2 separate regions of the Homo sapiens genome follow, and region 2 is linked to region 1. A link is an interaction called in ENCODE POLR2A ChIA-PET data of the cell type or tissue named here. Cell type or tissue: Caco-2. All regions are shown on one strand. Each heading gives the region's core, and the rest is flanking DNA. Links, peaks and the distances in the headings are about the cores only.

Region 1 (10,396 bases), core at 1,035-9,034:
AAGTGGGACTGCTGGATAAAAAGGTAAATACATTTGTGTTTCTTTGTATTTTGGGGTGGTATTTGTTTTTGTTTTTGTTTTTGAGACAGGGTCTCACTGTCACCCAGGCTGGAATGCAGTAGCGTGTTCATGGCTCACTTCAGCCTTGACCTCCTGGGTTCAAGTGATCCTCCCCTTAGCCTCCCAAGCAGCTGGGACCATAGGCATTCTCCACCATGCCTGGCTAATGTTTAAAAATTTTTTTTAGATATGGGGTCTCACTAGGTTCAGGAGGAAGTAAAATTACATTTCTATGTTCAGATTGCTGTCTTAAGCAGGAACTCACTGCTCTCTTCATGAAACACTGTCACTTAGCCCTTGGTGTTTGGGATGTCAAACAGAATTCCATTTTGGATATTGATTGTTTCCACCTCAGCCTCAAATGCTTATTCTCCAGATTTTCACACAGCTGGCTCCTTCTCATCGCCTTTAAAAAATTTTTTAATTTATGTATTTATTTTTTTGAGACAGGGTCTTGCTCTGTTACCCAGGCTGGAGTGCAGTGGTGTGATCTTGGCTCACTCTAGCTTTGACCTCCCAGGCTCAAGTGATCTTTCTGCCTCAGCTTAGACTAGAGGTGTGTACCACCAAGCCCAGCTAATTTTTGTATTTTTTTGTAGAGACAGGGTTTCACAGTTGCCCAGGCTGGTCTTCAACTCCTGGGCTCAGGCGAACCACCTGCCTCGGCCTCCCAAAGGGCTGAGATTATAGGCGTGAGCCACTGGTTTACCTTTTTTTTTTTTTTTTAAATCTCTTTTATCATTGTTTTAGTTTTTACGAGCTTTTTTGTTTGTTTCATTTTTCTGAATTATTTTAAAAGTCTTATTTTTATTCCATGGATGCCACAGTTTCTCTTACCTCTTTCAGGATATTAATTACAAATCCTTTTTCCTTAAGTTTTTAATCTGTCCCCCTCCCCATCCCCTCTTTCTGCACTAATTTTGTTTCCTCTGAATTCCTTTCTGTTTGTCTTGAATCTTGCCTTTCATATTGGAGGCTTTTCTCAAGTGTTTGGTGGTCCTTGGTACATTATAAGTGAAGTATTTAAAAGCTGATTGGAGGCCGTGTGCGGTGGCTCCTGTCTGTAATCGCAGCACTTTGGGAGGCCAAGGCGGCTGGATCACCTGAGGTCAGAATTCAAAACCAGCCTGGCCAACATGATAAAACCCCATCTCTACTAAAAGTATAAAAATCAGCTGGGTGTGGTGGCACACTTCTGTAATGTCAGCTACTCAGGAGGCCAAGGCAGGAGAATCGCTTGAACTTGGGAGGCAGAGGTTGTAGTGAGCCAAGATCGCGCCACTGCACTCCAGCCTGGGTGACAGAGCAAGACTCCGTCTCAATAAATAAATAAAGCTGATTGGATGCACAGGAGTATCACAACAGTACTGTTTGTAATGACTCCAAATTGGAAACAACCTAGTTGTGCATCAGCAGTAGAATGAATAAACGGATTATGGTATAGTCATACAATGACACACTATTTACTGTTCAGGAGTGAGAATGAATAAACTACAGCTACACTGCAACAATGTGGGTGACTCTCACAAACATAATGTTGAATAAAAGAAGCCAGACACAGAAGAGTACACACTGCAGGCTTCTGTTGAAAGTTGAAAAGCAGGCAAAACTAACCCGTGACTTTAGAAGTCAGGATATTGGTTCCCTTTAGGGGTAGGGCAGTTGTTAGTGACTGGAAGGGAGCACAGGGGGCCTTCTGGGATGCTGCTAATGTTCAGTTCCTCGAGCTGGGGCCCTGGTTATGCAAGTGTGTTCACTGTGTGTCATTCCATTGAACTGTATATTAGATTTGTGTGCTTTTTGGTATGTACACTTCAATTGAAAGTTTATATGAAGTAAAAGAGGAAAAAGGTAGTGGAATCTCTGTGTGGGCAGGGTTGGTTTATTGACTGGTACCCACAGCATGTGGTCAGACATCCAAGCAACACTCTTTTGTTGGGGACCCTTGAATGTCAGTGTCTGACAATGGGACATGGGTGTGTTTGTTCTTTCTGCTATGTTTAACTGGAAGTCTTTAGGTTTCCTTTTAAACTTCTTTTATTGAGAAGACAAAGTGTTTTTTAAATTAGATTTGAAAGATACCCAAGATGAGGTAGTGCATCAGTTTCTTCTTTGAGAAACACATTAGTAGAATTGAAATTTCTGTTCATTCACTCATTCATTTAGTGAATACTTAAAAGTCACAATGAACAGGGTTTATGTCCTCTTGGAGTATACAGCACAGCAGAAATTACCAACATTAAATATAAGTGGGATGAGTTTTGGAGGGGAAATAGAGACTGCCATGGAAGCCTACGATAGAAGAACGTAGGGTAGTCTTCAGGGGCAGAGAAGACTTCCCCAAGGAAATGATGTTTTCGTTAGGTGAAGAGTAGGGGAAAATTCACTTTTTCTTAATGAAAATGTCTCGGTGTGAAAGCTTGTATTAATGAAAATGTCTCATCTTGATGTGAAAACCTTTATTCCTGTCTGATCACCCTGTTATGTGATTTCAGGTGGAGAGTATAGTGAAGATGATGTAAATGAATTAGTGAAGGAAGATGAAGTGGATGGTGAAGAGCAGACACAGAAAACCCAAGGGAAAAAAAGAAAGGCCCAGAGCATTCCAGCCAGGTGATGCTGCCTTCAAGGCCCTTAGAAGTTAGGGGCTATTGTCACAACCATCCTGATTGCTAAGATTGGTCTCATGATAGATTTAATGAAGCCAGAGTTTCTAACCCTTTTCTCTTTGAGGGAAACATTTGCTGTTATTTTAGGATTAACTTCTTGGTCTCTGGAAAGCTTTAAACATTTTGAGCTTTAATGTAAAGAAAATGTTAATAGGTAATATGTACATATGGTTAGAACAGAAAATTCAGTCCCTGAAAAGATGTTTACCCTGTTCCTAGACCTTGTTGCTTTGCCTCTGAAGAACTATGCTACCAGAGATAGTCTGTGCATGCAAATGCATATATGTCTATATTTTCTTCATTTTTTTTTTAGAAAAAAAATATAAATAGTAGCATACTCACTTTCTCATTTTCATTTCTCTTTATTTCACATCTTGGAGATAGTACCATGGCAGTATCTCCTCCTTTTCATAGTATTACGTTATGTGAATAGGCCTTACTTTATTTAGGCTTTCCTGTATCGAGGGATGTTTAGATTGTATCTAGTCTTTACTACAACAAAGAAGAGTGCAGTGAATATTCTTTGTATACATGTATACAAAGTATACATAAATATATAAATGTATATAATGTATACATGTATAAATATATCTGTAAATGTAACATTTAGAAGTGGAATTGTTTGATCTAAGGTTATATATGCAATTAAATTTTAAAAATACAGATATTAGCCCATTGCCTGGCATAGGCCTGGTATGGGCTTCTTTTCCCATGAAAATTATGAAAATTCTGACAGGTTATTTAACTTAGATAAGGGCATCTTCCATAGAAGTCTTTTACCTCACTTGGGTGTTTCTGTCTTCCTGGGCATTGAAGCAAAAAGCAGATTATCATTTATGAAAAAGAAAAAAGAATGTAGATATTAGATTGATTCACCTAAAGTCAAAATAGTCTAAGAAGCAATATACTCTTATAAGTCTTGGGCCCAGTTTTTTTGTCCTTGAATTTTTTTTTTTTTTTTTTTTTTTTGAGACAGAGTCTCGCCCTGTTGCCTAGGCTGGAGTGCAGTGGCGTGATCTCTGCTCAATGCAACCTCCGCCTCCTGGGTTCAGTTCCCTGCCTCAGCCTCCGAGTGGCTGGATTATAGGCACCCACCAACATGCCCGGCTAATTTTCTCATCTTGTTGTGATGAAAGTTTATATGAAGTAAAAGAGAAAAAAGGTAGTGGAATCTCTGTGTGGGCCTTGGCCTCCCAGAGTGCTGGGATTACAGGTGTGAGCCACTGCGCCTGGCCTGTCCTTGAATTTTTCTATGTTCCAGCTCTCAGTTCTTCCGAAAGTGGGAAGAAACATGGATTTTTTTCTTTTTCCTTGAGAACTCTTGGAAGAAATAGTGCAAATAAAGTTGAGGCTCTTCTAAATAGAACTTGTTCTACAAATGGAGTAGCTTTAAAAAGTCAACAATGTCTGGCACATATAATATGTTCTTAGAATATTCTTTCTGGATAGATTAATTCTGTGATTAGGTGATTTGGATGTTTTCTTTGTGAAAACAGCTGGTCCTGATTTAGAAGGAGAACGCTATACTTTGATTTTAAGTGATTGGAGAAAAGTTAGCACTAAGAGCTCAGTTTTTTTTTTTTTCAATTCTTTTTTTTTCTTCTATAAAATTTCAGCTTAACTCTTCTACTCACTTCAGTATATTAACCAGTAGTCCCAGAATTTAAAGTGTTCTTGGGTTTATAAGATTACCTTTGGGATTGGGAGAGGGATAACTGAAATCGTTTTGTGCTGTCTTTCCTTTTTCCTGTGACTGCTGGTGATTAGGAAGAGAAGACAAGGTGGCCTCTCATTAGAAGAAGAGGAAGAGGAGGATGCCAATTCAGAATCTGAGGGAAGCAGTAGTGAGGAGGAAGATGACGCTGCAGAGCAGGAAAAAGGCATTGGATCAGAGGATGCCAGGAAAAAGAAGGAGGACGAACTCTGGGCCAGCTTCCTCAATGATGTGGGACCAAAATCAAAAGTGCCCCCAAGTACACAAGTTAAGGTAAGTTGAGACATTAGTGAGGTGAATGCCTCTCCAGAAATACCCTACATTACTGAGATTTGAAGCCTACGGAAATCGACCAGATGCCTTTTGATAACAATTGTACTAAGTGAAAAGCAAAGCATTTCCTGTGGTAGGAGAATAAGCTTCTCTAATCATGTAAGTTTCCAATAGGCCTTTAACTGGTTAGAGATGAAACATTTAAGAGTAGCTATAGGCTGACTGCAGTGCCACACACCAACAATCCCTGCACTTTGGGAGGCTGAGGCAGGTGGATCATTTGAGGTCAGGAGTTCGAGACCAGCCTGGCCAACATGGCGAAATCCTGTCTCTACTAAAAATACAAAAATTAGCTGGGTGTGGTGGCGGTTGCCTGTAATCCCAGCTACTTTGGACGCTGAAGCAAGGAGAATCGCTTTAACCTGGGAGGTGGGGAGGTTGCAGTGAGCCAAGATTGTGTTACTGCACTCCAGCTTGGGCTACAGAGTGAGACGCTATCTCAAAGAAAAAAAAATAAAAAGTATCTGTAAACAATATGGTTCATCTTTTGGTGAAACATTACATTTCTTGTTTTTTTTATAGAAAGGAGAGGAGACTGAAGAGACAAGTTCAAGTAAATTGTTGGTAAAAGCAGAAGAGCTAGAGAAACCTAAAGAAACAGAAAAAGTTAAAATCACCAAGGTGTTTGATTTTGCTGGTGAAGAAGTAAGGTAAGAGAACCTTCAAAAACTTTGAAACTAGCATTTTCAAAAATGAGCGTCTCTCTCTAACTGGTGTTAGCCATCTATCCTCTTTTCAATCCATCATAATATTTTGGGAGAGTTATACTTGAACTCAAGGAAAACTGGCTCTATAAATTACCAGGGAGTATGAGAAAGGTCCTTTCACATATAGCAGTGTAGTTTTTGAGCTTTACGAAGTGCTCAGCTGAACAGAAGCAAGGGAATATGAGTTAAGTATTTTGTTCCACTTGATCATTGCCATGTTTTGTGACTTTTGGTAAGTCATGTCTCCCTTTATTACTCTCCTTGACTGCAATATGAGCCCCATTGAAGTCTCAGAAATCAGATAATAATTGAAAATACAAGGAGAGAAATTTGGTTTCAATATTATTTTCTTTTTCTGAGACGGAGTCTTGCTCTGTAGCCCAGGATGGAATGCAGTGGCGTGATCTCGGCTCCCTGCAACCTCTGCCTCCCGGGTCCCAGTTCAAGCAATTCTCCTACTTCAGCCTCCCGAGTAGCTGGGATTACAGGCACACGCCACCATACCCAGCTAATTCTTTTGTAGTTTTTTTGTTTTGTTTTTGTTTTTTTTTAGATGGAGTCTCGCTCCCGTTGTGCAGGCTGGAGTACAGGGTGCGATCTCGGCTCATTGCGACCTCCACCTCCCAGGTTCAAGTGATTCTCCTTCCTCAGCCTCCCAAGTAGATGGGATTGCAAGCCTGTGCAACCATGCCCTGTTATTTTTGTGTTTTTAGTAGAGATGGGGTTTCGCCATGTTGGCCAGGCTGGTCTTGAACTCCTGACCTCAGGTGATCCACCCGCCTTGGCCTCCCAAAGTGCTAGGATTACAGGCATGAGCTGCCACTCCTGGCCTTTTTTTTTCTTTTTTTTTTTTTTTTTTGAGACAGAGTCTTGCTCTGTCGCCCAGGCTGGAGTGCAGTGGCACAGTCTCGGCTCACTGCAAGCTCCACCTCCTGGGTTCACGCCATTCTCCTGTCTCAGCCTCCCGAGTAGCTGGGACTACAGGTGCTCACCACCATGCCCGGCTAATTTTTTAATATTTTTAGTAGAGACGGGGTTTCACCATGTTAGCCGGGATGGTCTCGATCTCCTGACCTCGTGATCCGCCCGCCTCGGCCTCCCAAAGTGCTGGGATTACAGGTGTGATCCACCGTGCCTGGACTTTTTTTTTGTAGTTTTAGTAGAGACAGGGTTTCACCATGTTGGCCAGACTGGTCTTGAACTCCTGACCTCGTGATCCGCCTGCCTTGGCCTCACAAAGTGCTGAGATTACAGGCATGAGCCACTGTCCCCGGCCTCAATATTATTTTCTTAGCTTAATAATATTTTTCTGATTGATTAATAAGGTTTATTTACCATAGGTTAAGTAAGGGCTTAATGCCTTGAGCAAGTTAGTCTCCTGGCTGTTAGGTAAGAGCCACATCCCTGTAATTTCCCTTCCCCCATTTATTTCAATTTTATTATGTGAAAATAGCAGATTTGTGATTTAGAGCTGCATGAGAACAGAGGAAGTGCCAATCAATAATTTTATAGGCAGTTACATTGATTTTCATTGGCAGTAATTAATTAGACCTGTAGGCTCTCTGAAAATACAATTTTCCCTAAAATTGTTATTCTTAAAAATAATGTTTTCAACAATTATTTATCTAGTGAAGCTATATTTAGGGAAAAGAATTGACACTATCAGTTTTTTTGTTTTGGGTTTTTTTTTTTTTTTTTTTTTTTTTTTTTTTGAGAAAGGGTCTTGCTGTGTTGCCTAGGCTGGTCTTGAACACCTGGGCTCAAGTGATCCTCCAGCCTTGGCCTCCTAAGTAACTGGGACTTCAGGGATGTACTACTCTGCCTGGCCATTATCACTTTTACAAATGGTATGGAACAAAACTTTTTATTATTAAAATTTTCTCTCTAACTTCTTCTTCTGAAAAATGTCACACTTATAGAAATGTTGCAAGAATAGTATTACAACAAACACCTACATACCTATGATCCAGATTCACCACTGGTTAATGTATTGCCTCTCTCTCACCATCTATATCTGGGTTTTTCTTTTGTTTTGGCTGAACCATTTGAGAATTACTTGTAGACATTGTGACACATCAGCCTTTAATACTTTAGCACGTGTCTCCTACGACCAAGGGCATTCTCCATTGTAGCACGATATAACTCTCATATTCAGTAAAGTTAATGTTAGAGCAGATTACTATCTATAGTGAAGGACCCCAACTTAAAATTTTCAATCTATAGCAGACCAGTACTTTTCTAAAAACACAATAAAAAGGAATTACTAGAAAAACAAATATAAAAGATAACTAAATTTTTACTAAGATTCGACAGATACCCTACTGCCTCTCTTTGTGGCGGCGGGGCTCAGGCTGCAGCACCACAGCACTGTGTGTGTGTATAACTGGGGCCACCTGCCCCTTCCAAGTGTGGGCCTTTTAACCTCTATCGACAGGTGTGGGGGAAAAAAAGATTTAATAGACATAACATTACATTTCAATGCATGTGGTCAAAATGAACCGCAGACAGGAAAAAGAAAAGAATTTTGTAATTATACAGGCTGTTCATTGGAAGTGTTAATATACAGGGAATCACTGTTACCTTTTATTCTGTTATTAAAACAAAAAACTGGCCTGGCACGGTGGCTCATGCCTGTAATCCCAGCACTCTGGGAGGCGAAGGTGGGTGGATTGCTTGAGGTTAGGAGTTCGAGACCAGCCTGAACAACATGATGAAACCCCGTCTCTACTAAAAATAAAAAAAATTAGCCAGGTGTGGTGGTGCACGTCTGTAATCCTAGCTACTTGGGAGGCTGAAGCAGGAGAATCACTTGAATCCAGTAGGCAGAGGTTGCAGTGAGCCGAGATCGTACCACTGCACTCCAGCCTGGGCAACAGAGCGAGACTCTGTCTCAAAACAAAAAAACAAAAAGCTGAGTAAAATATCAATTCTCAGTATTAAATGTCAGACACACACTTTGAATCAACACTATTTTTTTTTATTATTATTATTTTGAGACAGGGTCTTGATCTGTTGCCGAGGCTAGAGTACAGTGGCATGATCTCGGCTCTCTGCAACCTCCGCCTTCTGGTTCAAGTGATTCTCCTGCCTCAGGCTCCCGAGTGGCTGGGATTACAGGTGCCTGCCAGCGTGCCAGCTAATTTTTGTATTTTTAGTAGATATGGGATTTCACCATTTTGGCCAGGCTGGTCTTGAAATCTTGACCTTATGATCCACCCTCCTCAGCCTCCCAAAGTGCTGCAATTACAGTGTGAGCCACTGCACCTGGCCCACTGTTTATATTAATATTTGAAGTTTTTATTGTGGTGAAAGAGCTTGTTTCTTTCTTCTTAATCTAAGTTGTATTGATGACTGTACTCCTCCTGGGGGATCATTTGTAGGTAAATTATTTCTTTGTTGGTTTTCTCCTTCCTGCCTTCTGACCACCCTTCCATCCTTCACACAGATTTTTTTTTTAACATGGGATCTGCCAGGGTGTAACACAGAGATATTTTCATGGGATCAGAAGTATACATTTTAAAAAAGTTTCATTTAGTTCAGGGTTTTCATTTTTTGCCTTTATCTGCAATGAATCTGGATAAAAGATGTACTGTGCGTGCGTTCTTTCTCTCTCCTCCTTCCCTCCCTCCCTCCCTCTCTCCCTTCCTTCCTTCCTTCCTTTTTTGAGACAGAGTCTCTCTTTGTCACCCAGGCTGTGGTGCAGTGACACAATCTCAGCTCACTACAGCCTCAACCTCCAGGACTCAAGTCATTCTCCCACCTCAGCCTGCCGAGTGCGTGGGACTATAGGCATACACCACGCTTGGCTAATTTTTGTATTTTTTGTAGAGATGGGTTTCACCATTTTGCCTAGGCTGGTCTCGAACTTCTGGGCTGAGGTGATCCTCCTGCCTTCACCTCCCAAAGTGCTTGGATTGCAGGTGTGAGCCACCGCACCCTGCCTGTGATACTGTGTTTTCAAAGTTTGTATTAAATGCTTCATTATAGCCATTTTCAATGATTTATCCCGTCAAGTTATAATTACAGTTATTTTTTAGTGAAAGGAAAAAGGAATTCTGGAAGCCCAAATTTCCTATACATGAATTCTTTTTTTTCTTTTTTTTTTTTTTTTTTGAGACAGGGTCTTGCTCTGTCATTCACGCTAGCCTCAACCAACCTACGAGGCTCAGTTGATTTCCCCCGACCTCAGCCTCCTGAGTAACTGGAGCTACAGGCATATGCCACCTTGCCCATCTAACTTTTAAAATTTTTTTGTAGCAATGTCATCTCACTGTGTTGCCCAGGCTGCTCTTGAACCTCCTGGACTCAAGTGATCCTGCTGCCTTGGCCCACCAAAGTGCTGGGATTACAAGTATGAGCCACCACACCCAGCCATGTGTGAATATTTTTTTAATAGAAAATACAATTCAAAACATTCTATGAAATGTGTTAATTTGTAGAAACACTATTTTTCTAGGTTTCTAACTTGCATTTTTACCCTTATAATTTATTTGCTACTGAAAAACATGTTAAATTGCTTTCTTGCCTGGAAGTACTAGGATTATTTTTTGTTTTTGAGAGACAGGAGCTAACTCACTCTGTCACTCGGGTTGGAGTGTGGTTGTGCAATCATTGATTACTGTAACCTTGAACTCATGGGCTCAAGTGATCCTCCCACGTCAGCCTCCCACCACAGCCTCCCAAGTGAACATCACCACACCTAGCTAATTATTTTATTTCATTTATTTGTTTGCTTGTTTATTTGTTTATTTGAGATGGAGTCTCTGTCACCCAAGCTGGAGTACAGTGGCGTGATCTCAGCTCACTGCAACCTCCGCCTCCCAGGTTCAGGCGATTCTCCTGCCTCAGTCTCTCGAGTAGTTGGGATTACAGGCATCTGCCACCACGCCTGGCTAATTTTTGTATTTTTAGTA
Region 2 (9,198 bases), core at 1-8,000, 150 kb after region 1:
GGGGTGGGGAGCTCCTCTTCCCTGGGGGTCTCGGGGCTCGCTCTCAGCTGGGGGAGGGCAGAGGGGCTCCGGGAGGCCTGCTATGCTGCCCCGCGATCACCTTCCGCCGGCCGAGCCCTCCCGGTCTGCGCCCGGACACAGGGCCTAGGAGCCCGGCCAGGGCCACAGGGCAGTGTAGTGTTGGGGGAGGGGACTGGTTGGGCGACCCAGAGCTGGTGCGACTGGAGGTGGCCCGCGAGGGATCGGCGAGGAGCGGAGGAGACCGCGCCTCCCCGCCGCGTTGGGCCGACAGAAAAAGGCCTAGGTCCGGGGTCCTCACCTTTAACGCGTCCCTGGCCGCGGAGACGGTGGGGGGGGCGGCGCGGGCGGCGCATGCGCGGCGCGGCTGGAGCGGCCGGACAGTCCGGCGTCCGGGAACGCTCAGGAGCCGGAGGAGCCGGAAAGCGCCGGGACCCCTCGCGGGGCCTCTGAGCGGCGCGGGCGGACCCGAGCCCCCAGCCCGCTGGCGCCGCTGCCCGCCAGGCCCCGGGGGCGGCGGCCAAGATGTCCGTGCCTGTGAGTACCGCGCCGCCCGGGACCCCGGGCCGGCTGTCCCCCGCCCGGCTGCGACCTCGCCCCGCCCGCTGCGGGCCTGATGCCGCGTTGGCTCCCGGACTGGGGGTCGCCTCACTGGGGCCTCCTCGGCCCCGGGGGAGAGCGCACCGGCTGGGGGAGGCTCCCCCAAGCCGGCCTCTCTGCCCCCGCCTTTCCATCCTCTTTCAGGAGAGCTGGATCGGGCTGGGGTCCGTACTGTCCCCTCGGGGAGCCCCCCAAGATGGCTAGGTCGGGAAGACTCTTTGTTGGTCCCCGGGAAACCCCTGGGACAGCTGGGCCAGGCAGGAGTCTGTTGCCCGCCAGGACCCCGCACCAGGACGGCTAGGCCTAGCGGGGAGGGGTCTCTGCCGCTCCCGCGACTCCCCTCCGGGACTGCTGGGCCGGATGAGGGGGTGGGAGGCCTGTGCTGTCCCGCAAGACCTCCCTCGGATTGCTGCCCTGCGGCGCTCCCGGGACTCCCCCGGGGTGGCCAGGTTGGGGCGCGGTCTCTGCCAGTCGCCGGAGCCACCCCTCCCCCAGGACGGCTTGGCTGGATGGGAGCCGTGCCTGCCCTCCACGGCGGATGGGCTCACTTTCCTGGGAAGTTTTCCTCTCGCTGCGGAACCCCCGGGGCCCTGACTGGCCGCTTCCTCCCCGCTGGCCGTAGGGAGTTTTCTGTCCGACACCCCCTCTTCCTGGCCGGGCAGCCTGGCTTCGGCAGACCCCCGGGCCATGTTTCCACACTTGGGCACTGGCATCTCTGAGCATCTCAGTCTCACCTCCTGAGAACAGCAAGTGATCCTGGCTACCCCGGGTAACCAGGCCTCAGGTGCAGGCCCCACATGACAGATGGACAGACTGAAGTGGGAGGTGGGAGGCGGACACCCCGGCGTCCTGCCAGGAAGGGACACCATCTGCACCTGGCGAGCTGTGGCCTCCAGCCATCGTTTCCCTGCCTAGTTAGGGGCTTTTCCCTCCAGAGCCCTGTCCACTCTGGCCTTGTTTCTGGAACTGCTCCTCACCCGGAGGACCCCATCCTTTCCGTGAAGCAGGCAGTGGGGGCTTTCTGGCAAGTGGCCTCTTCATTAACTATCCCAGAGTGAGTGCAGATGACCAGAGGGAAGCTGGCCAAGTGCAAAGCATTGTTATTGTGGAATTAAAGAGCCCGCTCCTGCTCGCCTCCAGAAGTGGTAATGTATTTACAGATGAAAAAATGAGGGCTTCCAGACTGTGCTGATGTGAGCCCCGCCATCCGTTCTGGTTCAGAGCATAATCGTCTCGTCTTCAGAAAGAAGGAAGACAGAACATGCCTGCCAAGCCCTTCCTCTCTTCTGTTCTGCTCTCCTGGAAAGTTCTGGACTTCTCTGGCCCAGGGCCTCAGGGGACTGGCCAGCCCTGCTCCTGTGGGCACTGGGCAGAGGGACAAGGCGGACCACCTGAGCCTGCTGGAGGGCCGGTATCCCAGGGCAGTAGTGATTAGGGAATGTCACTCTGGCCACATCCCAGCCTGGGCGGGCCTCTATGGGGAGGTCCCCGTTTGATTTGGTTTGGTTGTCCACAGTCAGAGCCAAGCTCTGGGCATGGAGTCTGGGATGGCACCCTGACCCCTTGCCTTACAGGACTTTGGGCAGCCTTCTTTGGCACTGTGCCTCATCTGTAACAAGAGAGGAACAGCGGGCTGGGTAGGACTTGGACAGATAGGCACTGTCGTGGGGACCTGCAGCCTGGCCACACCATCACGGGCTCTGAGTCATCTCCTACCCTCTCCCTTGTAGTCACAGCCCAGGAGAATTCTGCTGGGGGTGGGCAGAGGTCTTTGCCATCTGCCCCCTACGTGGCTGGCTGGCAGATCACCGTGGCTCTCTCTCCTGGGACCTTGGGCAGTGTGTGAGGTGGTGGGGCCAAGAGGAGAATTCATTTTTGGAACAGTCTTGAAGTGTTCGGAAAATTGCTTTCATGTGCTGAGGAGGCCCTGCGGAGGCTTCCAGACTGAGCTGCCTGCTCAAGCCCTGCCCTTGGAACCCAGAGTGGCGACTGCTCAGGGACACGTCTGGGTTTTAAGCACACCCATCCATTTGGGCAGTCTTTTCCTAGATGGGCTGACGCAGCAGGCACTTTGGCCCACAGAAATTATAAGATGCTTCAGAAGGGGATGGGAGGGGAAGCAGGGTGAGAGATTGGTGGGCTGGTTGTGCGGGTAGCGACCCCCTGAGTGTTGGGGGAGGGGAGATGCCGGGGATCAGCTGGTGTCACCTTGTCATTTGACTCACATGCAGTCCCGGACCCAGAGAGGGGAAGGAGCCAGGGCGTCCCTGCTACCTGCTCAGTGCCCCTTCCTCTGCTCCAGGCATAGAGCAGTGCAGTGCTCGTGTGCTGCCTGGACACCCTGTGGGTATTCCCATGCCTTCCTCTCGCCCAGCGCTCTGGGCCTGACTCTTCCTGCAGCTGAGAGGACACATTTGGAAGGAAATGTGCCACCCACCTCAGACCTCTGGCTGGCATTGGCTTGGGAGTCCATGTTTAGGGGTGGCAGGTGCTGGCCACCCCCAGCCCTGCCAGGTAAGAGGCCAGCTTCCAGCTGCAGAGAGGCCTCCCTGCTGTCTGTTCTGCTTCTTGCTTCCCATCTGTGAAGTGAGTGTGGCCACTCCAGCTCCTCCTGTGCCCCTTCGTTGAGGGATGGCTCCTTTCAGGGATGCCGCCCTGTGTGCTGGGCACTGGGCTCAGGACCTCACAGGCCCACAGAGGGCCTGTGTCTTGCCAGGGTCACCTGGCCAGTGAGAGGTGGAGCCAGGGTGGGAGCCAGATATGGCAGGATCCAAAGCCATAAAATAAGCATCGTCCTGCATGGCCTCTACTTGTGGGGGCTGCAGCCTGTTGAGCGGTGGACAGCAGCCAGCCCTCTACCTGTGGCTTCCCGAAGATGAGTTTGTGTCACCTCTTCTGCGTCCCTGGGAGGCAAAGCACCCTGGGCTCAGAGCAGGTAGCACCCAAGGCTGTGCAGCAGGGTGGGTCTAGCCCCAGCCAGCCCCAGCAGTGGTAGATGGAGATGAGTAGACCAGCCTTAGCATCTGGTTGAAACCTTGGCCAGCAATCCTGGAACTGGCTCTGTGCCAGGCAGTGGTGTGAGTGGGGGAGCTGCCCAAGGAGCCATGAGGCCTGCCCTGGGGTTCATAGCTGGCCTGGCAGCCAGGCAGTGGACAGAGAGAGTGGGATGAGGCAGTGTCCAGGTTCAAAGTCCGCAGCTCAGGCCCCACTGCCCCTGCCGCACCCTCTTCTGCCGCTGGGCCTTGGCTCAGCCTGTCCCTCCCTCTGTAGGAAGTGATCTCCAGCCAGCTGCCTCGTTCACCAGGTCATTCCCATTCACCTCAAGCTCTGCGCCATCATCCATAGGAAGCCTTCCCGGCGCCGTCTGCCATTGTCCATTTGTTGGTGGGGTGATGTGGTTGTGTCAGGCTCCCTCTTCACACTGCAGAACCCATGACTGCTTGCCCCGCTGTCTCTCGTGCCTTCTGGCTGCAGCTTGCCCCTGGCCGCCTGCTGAGTATGTGGCCCCAGGAGTACCGTGGAGCCCCCACAGGCCAGTGGCTGTATCCCCGTGCAGAGCCTGGGATCTCAGCCACTCTCCTCAGAGCCTTGCTTGAGGCTGAAAGGGGTTCCTGGAGAGGCTGCTGCGGGGTGGGGAGAGTGTTTTGGTGGGTCAAGGTCAAGGGCTCTAGAGTGAACAGTGTTGGCTCTGTGCCTTGAGTGAGTTACTGAACCTCCCTGAGCCTCAGTTTCCTCCTCTGTGTCATGGGGATGTTAAGAGCACAGAGCTCCTGGGATTTTGTGAGAATTTGGTGAGGGGTGACCAGAGCTGTTAGAAGGAGGGTGATTAAGTAACAGCAGCTACTGCTGTGGAGATTATTGTCTTCATGTGGCCATGGTTGGCTAGTGCAGTGGCTCAGACCCATTCCTGACTCCTGGGCAGCCAGCGTGGGGAGGAGGCTGGGCTGGACCCAGGCTGATTGGCCTCTGCCCCTAGGGTTCTGTGGCCCTTTCTTTATGGTCAGTGTGGTTTCTGCCAAGGCCTTGGTGGTGGGATGACCCTGGCCTCTCCCCTGCCCGGGCATGGCCTGCAGGACCCTGGCCTCTTGAGCCTTGGATGGTCAGGTCCTTGTCTTCACTCCAACCAGAGAGTGACCTGCATTGGGGCAACCAGCTGGCCCCATCGCATCTATGCAGCTGCTGCCCTGCTCCAAGTGCCCCCAGGAATGAGGCGGCATTGCAGGCCGTGGGAGCCGCTGCAGTGGTGCAGGCCTCTGCTCAGGTGTGGTCTGCAGCAGTCGGGCCAGCACGGGGCAGGCAGGGCCTCTGAGGGAGGCTGGTTCCACCCCTGCCTGGGGATCATGGCTCCTTAAGGGAGGGGCCTACAGCCAGGAGGGTGAGTGGGGGGCCTGGGTGATACCTGCAGACCTCCCCATTTCCTACCACTGGTGCCCTGGTGTTCTGGGGCCCACACCACCTTCCCTCTGTCTGCTTACCTTCACCCCTGGCCTTGGCCTTGGCTTTGCTGCAGCCCTGCGTGTGTCCTCCAGGTCAAGCCCCATTGTTTCTATGGCTCACTCTCAGTCCTTGTGTGCTGGGCCATTGTCTCCCTCTCTGCAGGAAAAAGGAAAAAGAGTTCTGGGGACAGGTTGGGGACCTCGGCAGAAGTGTGGAAGGGATGCTTGCTCTGGTGAGATGGTCACAAGTCGCGGCTCTGAAGTTAATCTCTTCTCCAAGGGGGATTAGAGGCTGGGAAGGTTTTTCAGTCATTTTAATTTATTATTTAAGCCCTACCAAATTCCAAGAAGGATTTGAAGCAGATTATGGCAGAAGACACAAATAGTCTGGGATCATGAAAAGATCTGGAATTATGTAATGTATGGGGAAGGAGGAAGAATTATCCCAGAAAGCCGAGGCTCAGTAGGCATCCAAATTTAACTTGAAGCTCCCTGATGGTCAGGGCAAAAAGAGTAGCATGGTGGGTTTAGGCTTGCAGTATCTATTTTTGGTATTTGTAATGCCAAATGTATTTTTTCTTTGCTTTGTTTTATTTTTTACCAGTCGAAACTCTTATTGAGGTAAATTTTACATGTCGTGAAATGTGCAGATGTTAAACAGTTAGTTGGATGAGGTTTTTTTTTTTTTTTTTGAGATGGAGTCTCACTCTGTCACCCAGGCTGGAGTGCAGTGGCCTGATATCAGCTCACTGCAACCTTTGTCTCCCGGGTTCAAGTGATTCTCTTGCCTCAGCCTCCCAAGTAGCTGGGATTACAGGCATGTGCCACCATGTCCAGCTAATTTTTGTATTTTTAGTAGAGACACGGTTTCACCATGTTGGCCAGGCTGGTCTCGAACGCCTGACCTCATCCGTCTGCCTCCGCCTCCTGAAGTGCTGGGATTACAGGCATGAGCCACCGCGCCTGGCAGTTGGATGAGTTTTGATTAATACAGACCTTCATGTAGCCATCAATCGAATCAAAATAACAAATGTCTCTATCACCCTGGCTTAAGTTTGCCTGTTCTTAAACTTTCTGCAACTGGAAGCCTACAGTAGATGCACTTTGGGGTCTGGCTTTTTCCTTTTTTTCTGAGATGGAATCTCGCTCTGTCACCCAGGCTGGAGTGCAGTGACAGGATCTCGGCTCACTGCAACCTCTTCCTCCCAGGGTCAAGTGATTCTCCTGCCTCAGTCTCCCAAACAGCTGGGATTATAGGTGCCCACCACTATTCCCAGCTAATTTTTGTACTTTTAGTAGAGACAGGGTTTCACCATGTTGGCCAGACTGGTTTCGAACTCCTGACCTCAGGTGATCCACCCGCCTTGGCCTCCCAAAGTGCCAGGATTACAGGCGTGGGCCACTGAGCCAGGCCAGGTCTGGCTTTATTCCTCGAGCATATTGGTTTTATTCTTTTTTTTTTTTTTTTTTTTTTTAGATGGAGTCTCATTCTGTCACCCAAGCTGTAGTGCAGTGGCATGATCTTGGCTCACTGCAACCTCCACCTCCTAGGTTCAAGCGATTCTCCTGCCTCAGCCTCCCAAATAGCTGGGATTACAGGCGCCTGCCACCATGCCCGGCTAATTTTTTGTGTTTTTAGTAGAGATGGGGTTTCACCGTGTTAGCCAGGATGGTCTCAATCTCCTGACCTCGTGATCCGCCCGCTTTCGCCTCCCAAAGGGCTAGGATTACAGGTGTGAGCCACCGCGCCCGGCCAGTTTATTCTTTTTTGTTGCTGAGTAATGTTCCAGTAATGGATGTGCCACAAGATATTTATCCATTCCTTGTGGATGGATATCTGTCTCTACCTTTAGTGTGCTGTGTCTGAGTCTGAGTCTTGCTGTGTTACCCAACCTGGCCTCCTAGACTTAAACGATCCTCCTGCCTCAGCCTCCCCAGTAGCTGGGACTATAGGCATGAGCCACTGAAGCCAGCTTGTGCTGTGTGTTATTAAGTAGCGGAACACTGGCACTATTGTTGGCAAAATACCCATTTAAGTATTTTATAAAACCTGATATCCAATTGTATGCCTTGAGGCATGCCTAGAGATCTGTGCTCCCAAATCCTGGATCTACCAAAGTTGCTTGTTTGCCCAGAAAGTGGTATGACCACACTCCTCCCTGTCCCAGACCTCACCAGGTGTCCTAGAGTTTAAACTGCCTCTTTGCAGGTTATCTGGGAGGTTAAGTGTCTTAGGCTGTAGAGTCATCTGTGTTTCGCCAGGGCCTGTGACCACTCCAGAAGTCCTGGTTGGGAGGTTTCTAAGGAGAGCAGGAGGCGGGAGAGGATGCAGCAGAAGCTACCTGCGTCCCTCCTCCTCCTCCTTCCCAGGCCACGCAGATTCCTGGGCTCCCTCTTTTTTTCCCTGGCCATCTGCCAAGGCACCCCTCCAGGCAGACACTCCTTGCTGCGCCTGCCCCAGCGCTGGAAGCCCTAAGCCCAGGAGGCACACACCACTGAGCCAAGCCTGAGGAGGGTAGAGGGAGACTCCCTGCGTCCCTGGCCCCAGCATCTGGGTTTCTTCTGTGTGCTCCTGCGGCCACACTGGCTCTTCACGCCGAAGGAGTTGGCTTGCCTGTGCTATTTTTACAAATCTTTGCTGTTATTTTTTTCTGCATAATGAGTCTTAGCAAAAGATTCACACATCTGCTCAAATGTCACCTCCGCAGAGAAGCCCCCAAGCACCTTGTGTAGAACAGCCTCCCCCATCCCTCTGCTGTCTGCTTTGCAAGCGTTTACGTTTGTGCCCCTTAACACACACCTTGGAGTGTGAGTTCCCTGAGGACACGGCTGTTCTTTTACACAGCAGTGCTGCCAACAGTTAGACCTCAGTCAGGAGGCGCAGATGCATGAGTGTTGCTTTATAACATGCATAGTGAAAGTGACTGCAACCAGCCACTTCCTACTTGCCTCAGGGCAGTCCAAGAGGAGACCCTGCCTGCCTCCAGTGTTGGCGGGTGGATCTGGGGGCAGCAGAACTCCAAGGAAAGATTTTGCCCCAGTCTCTCAGACAAGGTTTCAGGGAAGGTGAGGGATGCTGAGGGCATCTGAGGAGCGGTGTCTACGCAGGCTGTAGGGAGAGCAGGGAGGGCTTGGTTGCGGGATGGGCTTAGCACATGGGGTAGGCCAAGGGAAGGTGCGCCCTGGTGCCCAGCGGGGTGGGGCCAGTGTGTGATGGCGCAGGGTGTGGGTATGCTGCGGGCAGTGGGACACTAGGGTGCCGCTGTGTGTTTGCCGGCCACCTGTGCCATCAGTCTGATGGCCCCAGGGTGGGCAGGGCTGCTGGTCATGGGTACATTTAACAGATGGGCAAACTGAAACCTGAGCAGTACAGTGACTGGCTGAAGGCCCACGGCGAGTTGGAGTCATTAATATCTGCTCCCTTCCTCTAGTCTAAGCCTGGGCGAGAGCCTGAGCCTGGGTCTCCCAGGGCAGAGGAGCCTTTATCTATAGGCCGGCATAGGCTCCAGTGGGACACCCAGCCTAGCCCCACGATGCTGTCCAAGGAGGGAGAAAAAGCATTGCTTTTCCACCAGGCACAGTGGCTTACGCTTATAATCCCAGCACTTTGGGAAGTCAAGGCGGGAGGATCGCTTGAGCCCCCAGGAGTTGGAGACGAGCCTGGGCAATATAGTGAAACCCCATTTCTACAAAAAATAAAAAAATTAGCCAGGCATGGCGGTGCACACCTGTAGACCCAGCTAGTCAAGAGGCTGAGGTGGGAGGATCGTTTGAGCCCAGGAGGTTGAGGCTGCAGTGAGCTGTGACTGTGCCACTGCACTCCAGCCTCGGTGACAGAGACCTTGTCTTTAAAAAAAGAAAAAAAAGCATTGCTTTCCCTGTGGCTGCCACAGCTCTGTCTTCCCTGTATCCACTCTTTCCGTCACTGCCACCCAGAGCCCCCAGGGTCCCCTCTTGTGATTCCACTGGCCCCTGGCCTGCTGACCCCAGCAGAGTGGCCGGGTGGGTATCTGTGAGTGTGGGCCCCTGTGTTCTATGAAAGCGGCCGGGAGTGGGCAGCAGATGATGTGTGAAGTCACCCCCCTCCGCCCAGTACACTGGGGTTGGTTGCCATGGGAGAGCAGATGGCTGGGCTGGGTTGGGC

The links. Peaks named below come from ENCODE experiments on the same cell type or tissue, not always from the same donor. Only the 100,000 strongest peaks of a DNase experiment are listed, where the experiment ranks them.
Region 2: POLR2A ChIA-PET joins it to region 1 with 5 read pairs; 4 of 35 experiments call an interaction of 5 or more read pairs at or near these places.

The regions. Positions count from the first base shown.
Region 1 is chr16:75,406,855-75,417,250 of GRCh38, reverse strand. CFDP1 (craniofacial development protein 1) reads left to right here. Exons shown (of 7, transcript NM_006324.3): 2 at 2,556-2,673; 3 at 4,497-4,716; 4 at 5,299-5,426. It overlaps LOC124900382 (small nucleolar RNA SNORA76), which reads left to right and starts at 7,785; the gene lies at 7,785-7,919. In Caco-2, for the core only: no CTCF peak of the experiment used is centred there; no DNase peak of the experiment used is centred there.
Region 2 is chr16:75,257,182-75,266,379 of GRCh38, reverse strand. LOC105371344 (a long non-coding RNA gene) reads right to left here. Exons shown (of 3, transcript XR_933740.3): 2 at 5,094-5,211; 3 at 3,132-4,241. It also overlaps a transcript of BCAR1 not described here. Among named protein-coding and RNA genes, the nearest start is that of BCAR1, 10 kb to the right of the region's middle. RefSeq lists silencers at 104-163, 344-463, 534-603, 854-943, 954-1,043 and enhancers at 1,390-2,187, 2,188-2,985, 4,582-5,381. In Caco-2, for the core only: no CTCF peak of the experiment used is centred there; DNase peaks (open chromatin) are centred at 279 and 3,870; H3K4me3 peaks cover 1,716 bases.